4 separate regions of the Homo sapiens genome follow, and all the other regions are linked to region 1. A link is a loop called in an ENCODE intact Hi-C map of the cell type or tissue named here. Cell type or tissue: PC-9. All regions are shown on one strand.

Region 1 (2,500 bases):
AAAGGTAGTTATAAGTTTTTTTTAAGTTCATGCATTGTATTGCATTTTTCAGAGATTATCTTGAAAGTCCTTGTCTGAGTTAAAGAAACCTAGCACTATCCTCTGAGAGTTGATCTAATTTGATGATTAAGAAAGACAAACAAGAACAATTACAAAAATAAATAAAAATTAACTAAACTGTTAAAACTAAAAATAAGTAACAAATCATTAGGGAAATTTCCTTGGGCTGGTACCTCCTAGAGAGTAAACAGTGCCAGGCTAACTTTATTAGAAACCTAATTAATGCGAAGTGACCTGAGCATTGTTGTTTTTCAATGAAAAGCTTTAAATCTATTGTCACAAGGGTAACTAAATAAAATAAAGTAGGCCTCAAGAAAAAAATTCCAGGATTAAGAATTCAGTGAACATCTGCATTAAATAATTTTCAGGTCAGGTTACACAAGTTGAGTCCTATCAACACGTAAAAAAATGGTTACCTTTCTGGCTCAGTTTCCTGAAAAAAACAAAACACACACACAAAAAAAGCAACAACAACAAAAAACAAACAAGAAAATAAGGACAATTTAGTGAGGTTTTTACTGAAGAACTCTGCCTGTTTCCCATGACATGGTTACATAATTTGTGACTGTCCACCACAATTTCCTTAAGTGGCAAAGCCAGGCTTTGATGTTGGCGCCATCTTGTGGAGGTATATTATTAAAACCACAGCAGGTTAACATACTTTTATGTCAACGAACAAAGAGTAACCAGTATTATAGCTTTCAAATCAACAGAAGTGTTCACTTAAGTCAATACATTTAAATTACGGCACTTCAATAGAAAATAACAAAAATTCATACTGTTTTAGGAAATCCCAATCCTTCCTTAGCCTGGCTTCTCCATCTTATCCTTCATTCCGTGGACCTCTGAAGCACCACAGGTCATGAGGAGGCTAAGAAACCATCCAGCCCATATCCTCACCTGGGACACAGATATGAACTGCTGACTCTGAAATTACTCTCAGCCAGCTCCCTGGGGATTCAGCTACTAGCTTTTTAACTTATCACCACTTTGGCCTGGCTGTTTCTGGGTGTTCCCTGAGCCAGGGCATCTCAGATTCTGGATTCAACACTGGATGCTCGGGATCAAATACACAAATCGAGTTGGGCTTTGTTTGGAGCCACCCTCTGAGTTTAGGTGAACTTGCCCAGCATTGTAGCAGTTGTTGAGAAATGCTAACCAGGTGTCCCGCTGAATTTCAGAGCCCCTGAGCTCACTCTCAGCAACCCCAAGCTTCAGTCTGCACCACCTGGCTGCATAATGACTCTGCACCAGGTAGCTGGCAACTCAGCCCTCAGCAAGGAACATGTAGTAGCCCTGGACATGAAAGCAAGAGTGGCTACTGCTCTGGAATGATCTGCAGGCAAGCCCATCCAGTCACTTTACTAGGTCCAGTTGTTTACGGAAACCTACATTGTGCGAGGGATACAGGGACAAGTGTAGCAACTGAGTCCCGCCATCCCAGGAAACTGGACCTCTAAGATGGAGGCCAGCAGGGCCAAGATGTGGCCAATGTCGCCACCTGCTGGCTCCACAGCAAAGTACAACTGGGATGAAGTACCCAAGCACTGATGGCCCAATTCTATCCACATTCCTTTGAGTCTCTAAGTTTGTGTCAACTCAGTACTGCCTTAGTTATAAAGTAACTGTGTCTGTGGACTTACATGTTAAAGGCACTGTGCTAAGTGCTTCAGTGGCCTTACCTTATTTCATCATCAGGACCATAAGATGGGCCCTATAGAATGTTACCCGTTTTACAAACGAAGAAAGAGAAGCACAAAAATTAAAAACCTCGTCCAGGGGCCAATCATAAGGAGCAAAGCTGGGATACAAATCTAGGTCTTTCAGGCTTAACCACTATGATGTGCCCTCTCCCAATATCCCCTGGAGTCCTCCATAACATTATACCTTATTAGAAAAGTTATTTGTCTCCATGTTATGAGACAACATGCTCAGAGAGGTCAAGTTCATGACGAAGGTCACAGAACAAGCACAGAAACAGTGACTCCAGGTATCTGAGTGAATCATCTCAGAGGGGAGGAAAACTCTTTCTTAATGACCTCATCCACCCTCAGGAAACAATGACAAGACCTTGCCAGGCCTCCTGGGCAGGAAGCGTCAGTCCTCAGTCCAGTTAATTCTAGACTGTGTAGGAAATGTGTTCAAGACCTGAGATGGAATTTCTGCCCAGCCAGGACTTCTTTATTACACAAGATAGAGTTCTGAAATAGGGAGTCAATCAAGGTCCTTGACAGATTTTAAAAGCTAGTGGCTCATGCCACACTTTTCCACGGACTGACCATCAAACCAAACTTCTCAAAACTAGACCTTCTGCAATGATAATAAATAAAGCTCTCTATGACATCTGCCTCAGAACCCTAAAGCTGCCCACACCTACCTACAGTGACTTGAACCACCTGGTGTCTGCAGCCATGAGTGGGGTCACCATCTGTCTGCATTT
Region 2 (2,500 bases), 160 kb before region 1:
CCAAGCTGGCCTCGAACTCCTGACCTCAGGTGATCTGCCCGCCTCGGCTTCCCAAAGTGCTGGGATTACAGGTGTGAGCCACCGCGTCCTGCTCCAAAGCATTTTCTTTCTATGCCTCAAAACAAGATTGCAAGCCAGTCCTCAAAGCGGATAATTCAAGAGCTAACAGGTATTAGCTTAGGATGTGTGGCACTGTTCTTAAGGCTTATATGTATTAATACATCATTTAAACTCACAACAACCCCTATAAAGCAGGGGGCACTCATATTCCCTTCCCCCTTTATAATTACGAAAAATGCAAGGTATTTTCAGTAGGAAAGAGAAATGTGAGAAGTGTGAAGGAGACAGGACAGTATTTGAAGCTGGTCTTTGGATCACTGTGCAACTCTGCTTCTAGAACACTGAGCACTTTTTCTGGTCTAGGAATTATGACTTTGAGAATGGAGTCCGTCCTTCCAATGACTCCCTCCCCATTTTCCTATCTGCCTACAGGCAGAATTCTCCCCCGTCCGTATTAAATAAACCTCATCTTTTCAGAGTCTGCTCTTATACCAGGCAATGTACACGTCTGAGAAACCCTTGCCCCAGACAGCCGTTTTACACGCAGGAGGGGAAGGGGAGGGGAAGGAGAGAGCAGTCCGACTCTCCAAAAGGAATCCTTTGAACTAGGGTTTCTGACTTAGTGAACCCCGCGCTCCTGAAAATCAAGGGTTGAGGGGGTAGGGGGACACTTTCTAGTCGTACAGGTGATTTCGATTCTCGGTGGGGCTCTCACAACTAGGAAAGAATAGTTTTGCTTTTTCTTATGATTAAAAGAAGAAGCCATACTTTCCCTATGACACCAAACACCCCGATTCAATTTGGCAGTTAGGAAGGTTGTATCGCGGAGGAAGGAAACGGGGCGGGGGCGGATTTCTTTTTAACAGAGTGAACGCACTCAAACACGCCTTTGCTGGCAGGCGGGGGAGCGCGGCTGGGAGCAGGGAGGCCGGAGGGCGGTGTGGGGGGCAGGTGGGGAGGAGCCCAGTCCTCCTTCCTTGCCAACGCTGGCTCTGGCGAGGGCTGCTTCCGGCTGGTGCCCCCGGGGGAGACCCAACCTGGGGCGACTTCAGGGGTGCCACATTCGCTAAGTGCTCGGAGTTAATAGCACCTCCTCCGAGCACTCGCTCACGGCGTCCCCTTGCCTGGAAAGATACCGCGGTCCCTCCAGAGGATTTGAGGGACAGGGTCGGAGGGGGCTCTTCCGCCAGCACCGGAGGAAGAAAGAGGAGGGGCTGGCTGGTCACCAGAGGGTGGGGCGGACCGCGTGCGCTCGGCGGCTGCGGAGAGGGGGAGAGCAGGCAGCGGGCGGCGGGGAGCAGCATGGAGCCGGCGGCGGGGAGCAGCATGGAGCCTTCGGCTGACTGGCTGGCCACGGCCGCGGCCCGGGGTCGGGTAGAGGAGGTGCGGGCGCTGCTGGAGGCGGGGGCGCTGCCCAACGCACCGAATAGTTACGGTCGGAGGCCGATCCAGGTGGGTAGAGGGTCTGCAGCGGGAGCAGGGGATGGCGGGCGACTCTGGAGGACGAAGTTTGCAGGGGAATTGGAATCAGGTAGCGCTTCGATTCTCCGGAAAAAGGGGAGGCTTCCTGGGGAGTTTTCAGAAGGGGTTTGTAATCACAGACCTCCTCCTGGCGACGCCCTGGGGGCTTGGGAAGCCAAGGAAGAGGAATGAGGAGCCACGCGCGTACAGATCTCTCGAATGCTGAGAAGATCTGAAGGGGGGAACATATTTGTATTAGATGGAAGTATGCTCTTTATCAGATACAAAATTTACGAACGTTTGGGATAAAAAGGGAGTCTTAAAGAAATGTAAGATGTGCTGGGACTACTTAGCCTCCAATTCACAGATACCTGGATGGAGCTTATCTTTCTTACTAGGAGGGATTATCAGTGGAAATCTGTGGTGTATGTTGGAATAAATATCGAATATAAATTTTGATCGAAATTATTCAGAAGCGGCCGGGCGCGGTGCCTCACGCCTTGTAATCCCTTCACTTTGGGAGATCAAGGCGGGGGGAATCACCTGAGGTCGGGAGTTCGAGACCAGCCTGGCCAACAGGTGAAACCTCGCCTCTACTAAAAATACAAAAAGTAGCCGGGGGTGGTGGCAGGCGCCTGTAATCCCAGCTACTCGGGAGGTTGAGGCAGGAGAATCGCTTGAACCCGGGAGGCTGAGGTTGTAGTGAACAGCGAGATGGAGCCACTTCACTCCAGCCTGGGTGACAGAGTGAGACTTTGTCGAAAGAAAGAAAGAGAGAAAGAGAGAGAGAAAAATTATTCAGAAGCAACTACATATTGTGTTTATTTTTAACTGAGTAGGGCAAATAAATATATGTTTGCTGTAGGAACTTAGGAAATAATGAGCCACATTCATGTGATCATTCCAGAGGTAATATGTAGTTACCATTTTGGGAATATCTGCTAACATTTTTGCTCTTTTACTATCTTTAGCTTACTTG
Region 3 (2,500 bases), 490 kb after region 1:
TCTCTAACTCAACCCTAAAAAAAAAAAGGTGATTTGAAACTAACTGAATATAGTATTATATAAAGTTACCTATAGATATATACAGAATATACACTTACATATTTATATATACATATTTAAATACAAATAAATAAGTAAATATTGTAATGTATTTAATAACATACAATATATGTTATATGCTATATTGTATATGTGTATATATAACATATCGTATATATGTTATTCTATATAAAGTATATATTGAAGTATATATATTAAAATATATAAATGTATACATATTTTTACACATTATATTTACATATGGATTTTTAAATGTACAAAAACATATATAAGATATATAAATATATATTCTTTTTTTTTTGACAAAAGTCTCACTCTTTTGTTCAGGCTGGACTGCAGTGCTGCTGTCATACCTCACTACATCCTCGAACTCCTGGGCCCAAGTGATCCTCCCACCTTGGCCTCCCAAATAGCTGAGACTATAGGTGTGCACTACCACACCTGGCTAATTTTTTATTTTTTGGTAGAGATGGTGTCTCCTTCTGTTGACCAGGCTGGTAAATCCTGGCCTCAAGCAATCTTCCTGCCTTGGCCTTCCAAAGTACTGGCATTATAGACCTGAGCCACCACGCCAGGCCTATATATTCTTTATGTATATTTAAATACATATGCTTAAATTATGTATACTTATATATTTAATAATATACAAATTTAATATATTTTAATATGTTAAGTATAATATAATAAGCATATATTAAATTATATGAGATTGTAAAAGTATATAATACTTAAAGCTGTATATACTTAAGTATACATAATTATATTTACACATATTAATTACAAAATACATAATCTAAAAATGTAATGTATATTAATATAAGTATATAAACTTATTTTATGTTACATAAAATTTAAGTATATACAAGCATATATATACATATATATATTTCTGGAGGGAGGGGGATTGGAAATGGGACTACCTTGATTTTCAGCCATGGAAAAATCACAATACTTTGCTGATTCTGATGGCTGCCACACTCTCCCTTCCCCCCTACTTACTGGAGGATCCCATTCTTTCATTTCTGTATGACATTAGTTTCCTCCCTCCCCAGCGTAGAAATCCCAGGGTGCTCTCCTCATTCACTCACCATTAACCTGCACTGCCATTCATACAGCTGCTTCCTGTTCCATTGTAATTTCTGGCTGTCAATTTTCCCATAAGAGTACAAAGCCATCAGCTGAAAGCAAAAGTTGAGTGAGAGTTCTAGGTGTTTCAGAAACATCCAAATCACTGGCCTGTTTTTTTTTTTTTTTTTTTTTTTACTTCCCTCCTGGTGAATAGTTTTGGAAAAGAAGGAATATCCCCATTACAATAATGTAACCATCCCTGTGGAAAAAGGAAATAGAATGCAAGATCCATTTTACTCTGGAGGCCGTTGAAATATTTACAGAGGATGAGAGCCACCTACTGGCAAAGACGTGCACCAAGTCTATGGAGGGCAGGCTTTTCTGTTCTGTAAAGAATATGTAACAAACCTGCACGTTGTGCACATGTACCCTAAAACTTAAAGTATGATAATAAGAAAATAAAAATAAAAAAATAAAAAATAAGAAAAAGAATTCTGTTCCCTTGAAGGAGATTTTCGTTCATTTGTAAAAGGCCATCTTTCTCGGAAAGAATTAACCCTAATATTGGAAGAAGCCCATTTTCTTAGCTTTTGTATCACAGAGAGAGAAAACACTCCCAGATTCAGGAAGCACATGTTCTTTGAACAATGGGCAGCTATGTGGAGAGAGAAAGGGTCAGAACGTGTCCCTTGCCTCCAGCCTCTTGACTTGTCCCTCCCTCTATGTTTTGTGCTAGACTGGGAATCAGTACAACCTGCCAATGTAGGTGTAGAACTACAAGGGAAATCAAGAAAAATCTCCTGGTTAAGGTACATTAGCTCTTTCTTAACAGTAAGTTGCTAATTTTACACATTCACTCCTTAGGTCATGTCCCAACTTTATAATTAAAACATTTTCTGTTATTTTCAATGATGAGTCAACTTGCATCCCTTGTGCTTTTTACTCAGTAGTAAAAGAGAGCAAAGACATTTGTAAAGGAATCAGAGGATACAATTCTTGCCAAATGATATCAAGAGAAGGTATCTATTTGTGTAGAATTTGGGAAGTATTAAAGTGATCTGCAAATAGTGTAATTGAAGAAGTTAATCAGGAGTGTGTGTGAGAATTACTTAGATAGTAGGAAGAGGCTTCAATTTAGGAGGAATTTCTTATTCTTTGCTCAGGTTACAGACCCAACCTTCAGATTGCACTTTTCAAATGGGAGAGGAGAGAAACTGGGAAATGGGAGAGGAGAGAAACTGGGAAATTCAGTTATATTTCACAATATGTCTCTTGTCTCTTTCTTTTACCACTGAATGTGGGGTACTCAGTTTAGGAGCAGGGGAAAATATTAAAAAGTTTAATATACCTGGTTCTCTCTCTTCCTTTCTCT
Region 4 (2,500 bases), 560 kb after region 1:
AATAGCAGCTATGACTAAAAAACAGAAAGCAAAATAGTGTGCAATTTTTTGATTAATTTGTATCTGAATTTCAAAATATAAAACTTAAGTAATTACTTGTAACATGGAATTTAAGATTCTGCATTGAATCTATATTTTGCCAGGACATGTCTGTGATCCTGGGTAACTTACTTAACTCCTCTGAGCCTCAAATTTTAAAGATGTAAAGTAAGGTAGAAAGATTTCTAGAGGAGTTGTGAATATCAAACAAACTAAAACATGTAAAAGAACTTAACAGATTATCTTCCACTGAGTCACGGCTTAACAGATGATGGATATTTCCTCATTCATTCATATAGATCTATCTGAGAATAGTCAACTCTCCCATCCCTCTCTATAACTGATTGGAAAATGCTGAGAGCCTAAAAAGAGAATTGAAGACAGTCTTAGAGAAGTATGAATATTAGATACACTTGACATTAAAGATAAGTCTGACTGATTTTTTATTCAATAAGAATGTGACAGCTTGTAAATATCTGATAAAGGAATTAGTCTCGTAGACTAATGTATTATAAATATATCTGTAAATTGGTACTCTATACATTTTTTGGCAGTTCTTGATAATGGTAGTGGGAAATGTAGCCTGATGTGTGTATGTGTATATATATATATATATATATATATATATAGTCTCCTCCTAGACTAACTATATATAAGTCTGGGAGATTGAATATCAGTCTAAGAGACTGATACTTGTTTCAGATACTATATATTATATAATATATAAATAGCATGGGCTTTATAGCTATCTATATTTATAGCATTCTTTGCTGATTCTGATGCCTGCCACACTCTCCCTTCCTCTCTGCTTACAGGATTCAATTCTTTCACTCCCATCTCACAATAGCTTCCTCCCTCTCCAGTGTAGAAATCCCAGCGTGCTGTCCTCATTCACTCACCAGCAACCCGCACTGCCACTCGTACAGCTGCTTCCTGTTCCCTTGTGGTTTTTGGCTGTCAGTTTTCCCCTAAGAGCACAAAGTCATCAAATAAAAGCAAAAGTTAAGTGAGAGTTCTAGGTTTTTCATAAACATCCATATCAGAGGTCTTTTTTTTTCCCTCCTGGTGAAAAATTTTGGAAATGAATGAATACTTTTGTTAAAATGATGTAACTTTCTCTAAAGAAAAAGGAAATGTCAAGATTTATTCTACTCTGGAGGCTGTTCAGTTATTTACAGAGGATGACAGCCACCTACTGGCCATGATGACAAAGACATACACCAACTCTGTGGAGAGTCAGCTTTTCTTTTCTATAAAGAATTCTGTCCCTTTGCAGAATTTTCTTCATAGGTAAAAAGGACTCTTTCTCAGAAAGAGCTGAACCTTATATTGGAAGAAGCCCATTTCCTTCATTTTTTTTATCATAGAGAAGGAAAGTACTCCCAGCTTCAAGCAGGACATGTCCTTTGGGCAGTGGACAGCTATGTAGAGAGAGAAAGGGTAAGAATGTGTCCCTTGACTTCAGCCCCCTGACTCATCCCTCCTTTATGTATTGAGCTGCACTAGGATTCAGTACAGCCTGCCAATGTGGGTGTAGAACTGTAATGGACATCCATTAAAATCTCCTGTTTGAAGGTACATTAGCTCTTTCTTAATAGTAAGTTGCTAATTTTACAAATTCATTCCTTAGATCATGTCACTTACATTCATAATAAGGAGAACATTCTCTGTTATTTTCAATAATGACTCAACTTGCATCCCTTCTATTTTCACTCAGTAGTAAGAGAGAGAACAGAGATCTGTAAAGGGATCAGAAGATACAATTCTTGCCAAATGATACCCAGTAGAAGTATCAATTTGGGTAGAATTGGGGAAACATTAAAGTGATCTGTGAAATGGTGTATTTGAAGAAGTTAACCAGGAAGCATGTGTGAATTGCTAGGTTAGTAGGAAGAGGCTTCAACTTAGGACAGATTTCTCAATTCTTTGCTCAAGTTACAGACCCAACCTTTATATGGCTCTTTTGAAATGGAAGAGGAGAGAAATTGGGAAATTCAAAGTTATATTTTACAATATATTTGTTCTTTGCCTCTCTTTCATTAGCTACTGAGTGTGGGGGGCCCAGTTTAGGATCAGAAAGAAAACATTAACACTTTTGAATATACCTGGTTCTCTCTCCTCTGTCTCTTTGATGGTTTAACACCTTTCATATATTAAAAACCCTTTTATTCCTGACTACTTTTAAGCTTCTTATTTCTTTAATGTTATTTTTGTTTTTTGTTGCTTATCATTTCAGTGGGCAAAAATTGTATGATGTGGCTGCATATTGTCACCTTATCCTGAAAAATGTCTGTAACTATATCCTGAACATATCGAGAAGTTAATTTTTTATATATTCTAAAGTATTGGAGACCCAATGAAAGGAAGTGGCAGAGCTGGCAGAGAGGAGCCCTATTATAGCCTGCCTCATACAAGTCCCTGGACAGTTCCTCTGGTGAGGAACACATGGAAGCTTAGTCCC

Evidence for each region. A loop is a pair of places that touch in the nucleus more often than their neighbours do. Peaks named below come from ENCODE experiments on the same cell type or tissue, not always from the same donor. Only the 100,000 strongest peaks of a DNase experiment are listed, where the experiment ranks them.
Region 2: it touches region 1 in a loop (6-fold over the local background); 12 of 110 quality-filtered maps call a loop at or near these places.
Region 3: it touches region 1 in a loop (7-fold over the local background); 4 of 110 quality-filtered maps call a loop at or near these places.
Region 4: it touches region 1 in a loop (6-fold over the local background); 2 of 110 quality-filtered maps call a loop at or near these places.

What each region holds. Positions count from the first base shown.
Region 1 is chr9:21,812,226-21,814,725 of GRCh38, reverse strand. All of the region lies in intron 1 of MTAP (methylthioadenosine phosphorylase), which reads right to left. It also overlaps the pseudogene TUBB8P1. Among named protein-coding and RNA genes, the nearest start is that of MTAP, 11 kb to the right of the region's middle. In PC-9, CTCF peaks have their summits at 652 (motif pointing left), 1,358 and 1,558 (motif pointing left); DNase peaks (open chromatin) are centred at 665, 1,595 and 2,115; H3K27ac peaks cover 868 bases.
Region 2 is chr9:21,973,690-21,976,189 of GRCh38, reverse strand. It overlaps CDKN2A (cyclin dependent kinase inhibitor 2A), which reads left to right and starts at 1,333. Exons shown (of 3, transcript NM_000077.5): 1 at 1,333-1,512. The coding sequence starts at 1,363. RefSeq lists an enhancer at 776-825 and silencers at 1,006-1,105, 1,326-1,375. In PC-9, no CTCF peak of the experiment used is centred here; a DNase peak (open chromatin) is centred at 1,069; H3K4me3 peaks cover 2,500 bases; H3K27ac peaks cover 2,302 bases.
Region 3 is chr9:21,317,444-21,319,943 of GRCh38, reverse strand. The region is part of intron 2 of LOC107987053 (a long non-coding RNA gene); the gene reads right to left. Among named protein-coding and RNA genes, the nearest start is that of IFNA5, 13 kb to the right of the region's middle. In PC-9, a CTCF peak has its summit at 1,457 (motif pointing left); no DNase peak of the experiment used is centred here.
Region 4 is chr9:21,251,916-21,254,415 of GRCh38, reverse strand. No RefSeq gene overlaps it. Among named protein-coding and RNA genes, the nearest start is that of IFNA14, 13 kb to the right of the region's middle. In PC-9, a CTCF peak has its summit at 1,238 (motif pointing left); no DNase peak of the experiment used is centred here.